Regions from separate parts of the Mus musculus genome. Here region 2 is linked to region 1. Evidence: chromatin loops called from intact Hi-C (ENCODE). Cell type or tissue: heart. All regions are shown on one strand. Links, peaks and the distances in the headings refer to the core of each region. The heading gives the core; the rest is flanking DNA.

Region 1 (4,391 bases), core at 305-4,304:
AAACACACATATATCACAAACACCATACACACTGCACACATAACACACAACATACTACACACACATAGTATACATACCCCATATACACACATACATACACACCACACATACCACAAGCACACATCACAAAAACAGCACACATTACACATATATACACAGCATACACACACATGCATACACACCACACACATATACACTACATACATACACACTGACATACATGCACATTGACACACACGCACACACCACACATACATTCATCACACATACACACACTACCCCCACCACCACCAGAGACCACCTCTGGTGTCTCTGTCACATGTCTCTGACTCCATGAGTGCCACCAGGCTGTCCCCACCACAGTGGACTGAGACCGTGGGCCACAACTCAGCCTTTCCCCATTGGAGGTCTTCTATCTGGGTACTGTGGTCCCGGCAACAAGCGGTAACTTACACTGTTCTGTGTTTACTGCTGTATTTCAGACCTTTAATATTTCACAGATGACCCTTTTACCATTCTGCTTTCAGGGCAGAAAAGGAACATAGGGCCATATCAGCTCTTCCCTTGTGCCCTCTGAAATGTCAACCGCACATTCGAGGAGCTGAGATGCGCCTCCCTTCTGATCTCCATCTGCACCAGCTCACTGGCTGAGCCCTGTGCACACACATGCACATATATGTATAGATACAGATATGCACTCATACACAAGACTCATGTGTGTGTGCATGTAAACACAAACATACATGCTCACATGCACACATTGAGATACGCATATGCACACAGGTGTACCTACACACTTTTGTGTGCACGCATGTACATACACATATGCTCCTGGACTGTTTCTAGCTAACAGCCTGGCAAACACTCTGTCCACCTTGCCTGCCTGATCAATAACACAGTGATTGTGTAAAGGTGAGATGTATTCTAGGTGGAAATGACCCTCTAGTCACTGGCCTGTGACAGATCTTGTAAACAGCTCTGCGTCCAACAGTCAAGTCCTCTGGCCACCCACAGGCTGGAGATAGGGGGTGCCCCAGGTACCTGGGTGTCCCATACTCTGGAAAGATGTCTGGAAACATCTCTCATCACCAGCCTGAAGGTTGGACTACCCGTTCAAATTCAGAAGCACTCACACACACACACACACACACACACACACGTTTCTTTTGAGAAGGTGGGGTGTCAGGCATGGCAAGGAGATTATTGGCCTCATTTGGCACTTGGCTCACAAGCCAAATGAGGATGTAGAAAGCATTTCTTGGTGAGGCTCTGTGGTCAAACCTAACCCAACAGGGAGCCTGGGTGGACACTGGGGTCTGAGTAACTCCAGATATCAGTGAGCCTGTCCACCCCAGTGAGCTGTCAGCAGGGTCAGAGGACATGTCTGTGCCAAGCACGGTACCCACTTGGGTCATGCAAACAGCTGTTGTACAAGTCAGATGACTGACTAAAATAATGGAGGAATTATTCTCCTCATGCTCAAGGAAGGCCCCAGCTGGACAGGGGAAGGGACCGACAAAGGGAGAGGAAGACGGTAAGACCCACAGGGCTGAAGATGGGGAACTGAGTTTCCAAGGGCCGGAGGATAGCACAGCACGCTGACAGTCTCGTCTTCTGAAGGTGGGAGCAATGAGTTTTCAGGAGCCCAGGGACAGTCACCAGGGTAGAAACCAACCAGAGTGTCACTGCTAAATCTGAGGATTCCTATCCCCCATCCCAGCTACCTCAGGCTAGAATCACCTGCATCCAAAATGATCCATCAAGCCATCAGGATATCTCAGGGAATGTGGGCCCTTCCCTTCCGACACTTGGCCATGAACAAGCTGGGTGGGCAACCTCTAGACTTACTGGACACACAATCCCTGGCCTGACCCCAGGTGGTCTCTTGGGCTCTGTGACCTAAGAGGGGAAGGAGAAGGGGAAGGAAGAAAAGGAGAAAGAGAATGAAGAAGAAGAAGAAGAAGAAGAAGAAGAAGAAGAAGAAGAAGAAGAAGAAGAGGAGGAGGAGGAGGAGGAGGAGGAGGAGGAGGAGGAGGAGGAGGAGGAGGAGGAGGAGGAAAAGGAAGAAGGAAGAGGAAGAGGAAGAAGGAAAAAGAAGAAAAAAGGAGGAGGAAGAGGAAGAAGAGGAAGAAGGAAGAAGAAAAAAGGAGGAGAAGCAGCAGCAAGAAGAAGGAGGAGAAGGAGAAGAAGAAGAAGAAGAAGAAGAAGAAGAAGAAGAAGAAGAAGAAGAAGAAGAAGAAGACGAAGAAGACGAAGAAGACGAAGCAGCAGCAGCAGCAGCAGCAGCCTCACCTAGACCTCTGGGTTTTAAATGTAGGTCATTAATTTTAAAATGCCAACCCACAGGCCAAACCAAAAATGAGATACCAACTCAGGTGCCATGTGGCATTCTGACCACCAGAGGGCGACCTTGGCATGGCTGAATGTTTTCCCAGGGTTCCACCTAGCACATTCCAGGGAGAATAGGGAGTCCTTAAACCTCAATTCAATCAGTATGTTTCTCCGCCCTCCCCACCCCTCCCTCCTCCTCACCCCCTCTCTCCTTTCTACCATCCTCCCTCCCCTTCCTCTCCCTCTCTCCTCTCTCTCACATGCACACAAGCCTACACAGAAACACACTTTTTGTTTTTTTAAGCTGTAATAAAAAGTTTAGGTTGTGGCTGAGCATTGGGGAAGCTGAAGTAGGAGAGTCAATTTGGGGCCAACCTGGGCTACATAGCAAGTTCTAAGACAGCCTAGGCTACTATCGAGGTCACTTCAACGTGAAAGAGTGTAAGTTGAAATACATCTTGGATTGGGGATGAGGCATGCTGTCTTAACAACAACAGAAAGTGACTAAGAAAGGAATTTAAGTGAGGCTTAAGGAGGCATCCTAGTAGGAACCCAGAAGACAGTGGCAAAGTGTATGTGTCATGTATGTGTGGTCATATATATATATATATATATATATGATATATATATGATAACATATATTCTGTGTCACTGTACATTGCATGTGATCTGCTTTTTAATTTTGATTTCACAGGGGTTAACAGTTTATGACAATTCCAAGAGTCTCAGAAGAGACCCTGAACTTTACGGTGGTCTCGGGGCTAAAAGACCATGGGGACTTTTGAAGTTGGACTGAATGCCTTTTGTACGATGATGTTCCACACGCCTATTTTGGCCAGGGAGTGGGAAATGCTGGCTTGAATAAAAATGGGCCCCATAGGCTCATACACTTGCATGTTTAGTCCCCAGTTGAATATCTGTAAGGATTAGGGGGTATGGCCTAGCACATACAAAGCCCTGGTCCCCTCCTGACCCTATAACCTGCTACCTCAGGGTAACTCACTCTATAATCCCAGCGCTCATTGGCTGGAGGAAAGAGGATTGGAAGTTCAAGGCCAGCTTTACATGAAGTTGAGGTCAGCCTGGACTACAGAAAATCCTGTCTCAAAAATAAAGTCATAAAATCATAAAACTCAGAGAAGGCTATGAATAATTTGCAGGATTTCCTTCCTAGGTGATCTAATAGTGTGCTGTGCATTATACTGTATTTTGTTTTTCATATACTCAGAGTTATGATCAAATTTATGGCTATGGAATTCCCACCAGGAAGATCAGCAACCCCCATGCCCTGACGTGTCTCCTACAGCTCCACCATGGTTGCGGCCGTTTGCTGGTCTCCTGAAGTCATCCACGGTCACTCTTGCCCATGCGTCCTTGACTCAGTGGGAAGCTAAGCCTTTCCCTGTGGGCTTCTCGGCTCTGCGCCTGAAGCAAACACGAGAAGAGCCGAGGGTCCTCTTACCGATTTTTGCTGGTCAAACATGAGTTTCTTATAGAAGAGATGGAACTGTTCAAAGCTGAGCTCATCTTTCTGTGCGCCGATTTCCTGCAAGCACAGAAGGCAAAGGTGAGCGCACATAGTCGGGTGTCCACCCTCACACCTCCGCCCTCTACACAAGAACTGAACAGCTGGAGGAATCAACCCAACGTCCTCTGAAGTCAGTGATTCCCTAGCCTATATGTATATATATGTGCATTCTTATGTAAACACATATACATAAGAATATATATATATACATATGCATATATACAACAATTCCAAGAGTCTCCTAAGAGACTTTGGACTTTACAACAGTCTTGGGACTAAAAGGCCATGGGGACTTTGAAGTTGGAGTAAACACATTTTGCATGATGATGTGACTACATGTCTATTTTGGCCAGGGAGTGGACCCGTGTATGTGTGTGTGTGTGTGTGTGTGTGTGTGTGTGTGTGTGTGTGTAAGTGTTGTACATATATACATACATACATACATACATACGTGTATGTATAAAGAAAGAGAGAAAACCACACAGGGATTAATAATAACATTTTTCTCTTCTCCCTCTCTGTCTCTCACGCC
Region 2 (4,391 bases), core at 226-4,225, 71 kb after region 1:
CTTGCTTTTTGTGAATTCAGAATGCTGGCAGTACTTGGCCATATGCCAACAAAACTGGCCGACTCTTTGAAGAGTGGGTAGGGGGACTGGCTTGTCCAAGGTCACCCAGCTTACAAAGTGGAAGATCCAGGTCCCCGTTGCACAGTTCTGCACTATACAGAATGCTCCATCCTGGCATCCCCACTGTTTCTCACTGTTAGATGCCCAGGAAAGGTTTCCCCCAGCAAGATCCCAAGCCCTGAAGCAACACCACACTGGAAACAGATTCTGGACAGGGCACCAGGCAGTGGCCAGTTCAGGCAGAGTATTCCAAGCTCCAACGCCCAAGGCAAGAAGGTCTCCTCCAGCTGACTGTATTCCCAGAGCAGGGCCCTAGCCATCAAGATAACTCCCTCTTTGCTTCTGTTTTGTTCTTTCCAAAATGAATGAATTAGCCTGGACTCCCCTTCCCTCCACCCCTACTATGGGTAACCTGATCAACTCACATAGTCAGTACAAACATGGCTGGTGGTGCTGGGAAGAAACCTCTTTTCTTTCTTTTCTTTTTTTTTTTTTTTTTCACGTTTCTATGTCCTTCACACTTTGAAACCAACTTCTCACACACAAGAACCCCAAAACAGGAAACAGGGACTATCCATCTCTTGAACAGTCTCTGCACATGTGGGTCAGTGCTGGATTTCAGCCAAAAACCCAAGGAAGAATTCTACTAGACTTTGGACCAGCTGAACCCTTGAATATTGCCTGCCCTTCCCACTGCACCAGGGATATCGGGGTTCATTTGACGGTCATCCTAAAAGCATGGGAAGGTCCAATCCAAGAACCAACAATGTCCACCTGTACACGTGGAAGTGAAAACAGGGTTGACTTTTTTTTTTTTTTAAGGGCACTGGTAAGCACCTCTAAAGTATAAAGTTGATCCAGCAAGCACTCTTGTGCAAAATGAGACATCCGGAAAGATCCTTACAGGACCATAAAACCAGAAACACTTGGGCTCCTCATCTCTGGGAAGTGGGCGGTGGGGGATACGGGGGGGGGGTACGGGGGGAAGGGGGGTTGGGGGGTGGGGGGTGGGGGGTGGGGTGGGGAGGGGTGGGGGGAGGGCATCCCCTACAGGCCAAGAGTATTGGCACACACTGATCATCCCAGCACTTGGGAGGTGGACACAGGAAGATCAGAAGTTCAAGGCTAACCTGAACTATATAATGAGATTGTCTCAAAAATAATTTTAAAAAATTTAAAATGTACAGAAGCTACGGAAAAGAGTGGATTTATAAATTATCACACGCCAATTTTGATCTTGGGAGATTTGTGAGCTATTTTGATTTAAAAAAAAAGAAACTTACAAATTAATGAGTTATAATATAAATGTTATTAGTGATATATATATATATATATATCTCGAAAGCATTGCTTGTAAATCTAGAGGGGGCCAATGAGAGAGGATGGGACAAGACATATGAATGGGTCCACTCTGTTAGTTGAAACAGAAAAGCCCTTTTGCGGAGACAGGGCAGGGAGAGGGTTGCCTATTTTCGAAATTAATTATTTGCAGAAGTTTTCCCACCAGTAACTTCCCACCAACTTCGCCCAGGAGGTGCAAAAGGGTCCCCGCTGGGGCTCCTTCAGAGTACCCCACACACGCCGCCTTGCCTGGGAGGCCAAGCACCGAGTAATTTTAAGCATCAATAAAAATCCACAGCCAAAATCCCCTGGGACTGCTACACTGCTGCCCACAACCGTGCAAAATGGGTAACAGCCTAGGGCTAGTCCCGACCCCAACATCCTGTAAGTGTCCCGCAGAAGCAAAGAGCAGGGGCCATGACCTGTGCCCACCAGGAAGGGCCTTTGCCACCAGGGTCAGGAACTGCAGGGAGTCTCTTTGATGCCCCGGAAAACAGGCTCTGGTCTAGTACGGGACCCAAGAGAGAAACCTGGACTCGGGGGGTGGGGGTGGGGGGGCTCCTCTCTGTGTGCTGTGTCACATAAATGGAACTGAAATTCAAATTTAGGTCTCAGAGAGAAAGCCACCTGTTTCCAGGGCGTGTCGGCCCCTCGCCCTGCCAGCCTCTCTCTCAACAGTTCGAGATCAGGGTACGGACAGGGCCTGCTCCTGACTTTCCAGGTATCAACCTCCTAGGTCCGGATACAACCCACCTTCCCTTCGAATTCTGGCTCCCCGCGAGGCAAATGACCTCTTTGAGATCCCCAAACTGAACTGAATTGCGGGAGGGGCGGGTCCCAGAATCGCGTGTGGAGAAAGAGCTGCTCCGCCCCACCCCGGAGCCACCTGTGTACTACTGGGAAGTACTGTTCAAAATCAAGTCCCCGCAAGCAGGGACGCGGCTCCCGCGTAGGACTCTCGGTGGCGAGGTAGACGCTTCGGCCACCCCAGCACCCGGAGCCGCGTCTCTCATTCAAACCCTAGTTGGCCACTGCTCACCCTGGAGAGGTGGCGCCAGCCCCAGGAGAGGAAGTGGCCGGCGGCTGGGCCGGGCCCGGCTGTCCCTAAGCAAGGGTTCCCCAGGGCACACCCGGCCACCTGCCCGGATCGCGCACCCCAGCCCTGCCCGCGCCCTCTTGGGCTCCGGCGCAGTCCCCACCCAACGCGGTGCCAGCTCTAGGGTCCCCGCACACGCGCAAGTCCCCGGGGAGCTCCATCCATCCTGGCTACTCACCTGGCGGTACCCCCGGAGCGCAGCCACCCGCACAATCCCTGGGCCTGCCAGCCACGGGTTGGGGGGACTCGGGGGTCCCTCGTGCAGCAGCCGCCTGGGGCCCGGGCAGTCCGGCAGCGCAGGTCTTGCTCAGCGGCGCTCCTTACTTCTGCTTTGGAGGCGGCCGCGCCACGTGACTCCTCGGGGCCGCCCCCCTTAACGCGCCGCCCTGTCTCAAGGCGGGTCCCGACCCGCCAGAGCATCCTAAAAGAGTCATGCCTTGCCCGACCAGGGGGAAACTGAGGCAGCCCCAGTACCACCTGCCTGGCCGCGATCGCTTAGCCAAGAGAACAGAAATTTCCCAAGAATATCAGAGTTTATGGGGCGCCTACTGCATACAGATACCATGCATGCATTGATTATCTTCACCCACTCGGGGTTGACAGAGCTGAATTTAGTAGTACATTGTTTCCTATCTTAAATGCCGCAGCCTCAGTTTCCATCTCTGCAAAACAGTGCCAGGCTCAAAAGTTTGTTTCAAAGAGTAACTGGGCACTAGAGAACTGAAATCTTGGCTTTTAAATTGGAAGACTGTGTTCTTTAAAACTCGTTGCTTTTTTTTCTGGGGAAAAAAAAATGTATTTTTCCGCTTAACGGTCCATACCTTTAATCCCATAACTAGGAAGGCAGAATGACAAAATTACATCTCTGAATTAGTTCAAGGCCAGCTAGGGCTATACAGTGAGATCTGTGTCCAAAAAAATTTTTTTAATATTATTTTTAAATTATGTGTATATGTGTGTGTTTATGTGAATCCATTTCTGTGAATACAGGGGATCAGGGAGGCTAGAGCTCATAGGATTCTCTGAAGCTGGAGTCACAGGCTGTTGTGGCTATGTGGGTTGCTGGGAGCTGAACTCCAGTCTCTGTAGGCGCAATATGTGCTCTCAACTGCTAAACCACCTCTCCATTCTGACAGAGAGAGAGAGAGAGAGAGAGAGAGAGAGAGAGAGAGAGAGAGAGAGAGAGATTTAAGATTTGATGATTTGATTTGATTTCAGGCTGGTAATCCCAGCACTTAGGAGGCCCAGGTAGGCAGATCTCTGTGAATTTGAGGCCAGCCTGGTCTACAAGGAGAATTCCAGGGCAGCCAAAGCCACACAGAGAAACCCTGTCCAAAGAAAGAGAGAGAGAGAGAGAGAGAGAGAGAGAGAGAGAGAGAGAGAGAGAGAGAGAGACTTGGTTTCTTCTGGGTGCCTTTAATCCTAGCACTCAAGAGGCAGAGGCAGGTGAATCTCTTGAGTTTGAGGCCAACCTGGTCTACAGAAGGACTTCCAAGACAGCCAGAGCCACACAGAGAAATTCTGTTTTGAAGGATAAATAAATAAATAAACAAGCAAGCAAACAAACAAACAAACAAAAAGACTTGGTTTTATGTAGCCCAGGCTACCTCAATCTTCTAGCAGGGACCAACCTTCTGATCCTCCTGCCTCTAACTCCCCGGGGCTCAGTTTACAGGTTTTGCCACTGTTCCCTTTTACATTGTGTCCCCCCACCTCATCCCACCCCCGCAGATGTCCTGCACTAGGTCAGCACTTTACCAACCTCATGCTGAGAGCCACCTTACAGCTGTCCCAGCACAGTGGCCACTGGCTTTGTTCTTGTCACCAATCACCATCCAACAGGTATGTATCCCTTCAGACACAGGGTCTCCTTAAGGGTCTCCTTGCAGCTCAA

The links. Hi-C counts contacts between places; a loop is a spot of excess contacts. Peaks named below come from ENCODE experiments on the same cell type or tissue, not always from the same donor. Only the 100,000 strongest peaks of a DNase experiment are listed, where the experiment ranks them.
Region 2: a loop joins it to region 1, with 2.6 times the contacts of the local background. A loop is called at or near these places in 10 of 42 quality-filtered maps.

What each region holds. Positions count from the first base shown.
Region 1 is chr8:117,567,650-117,572,040 of GRCm38, reverse strand. It overlaps Plcg2 (phospholipase C, gamma 2), which reads right to left. Exons shown (of 33, transcript NM_172285.2): 7 at 3,794-3,877. Among named protein-coding and RNA genes, the nearest start is that of Plcg2, 72 kb to the right of the region's middle. In heart, for the core only: a CTCF peak has its summit at 2,397 (motif pointing right); no DNase peak of the experiment used is centred there.
Region 2 is chr8:117,496,714-117,501,104 of GRCm38, reverse strand. It overlaps Plcg2 (phospholipase C, gamma 2), which reads right to left and starts at 2,830. Exons shown (of 33, transcript NM_172285.2): 1 at 2,676-2,830. In heart, for the core only: no CTCF peak of the experiment used is centred there; DNase peaks (open chromatin) are centred at 2,514 and 2,674; H3K4me3 peaks cover 1,668 bases; H3K27ac peaks cover 818 bases; H3K27me3 peaks cover 1,971 bases.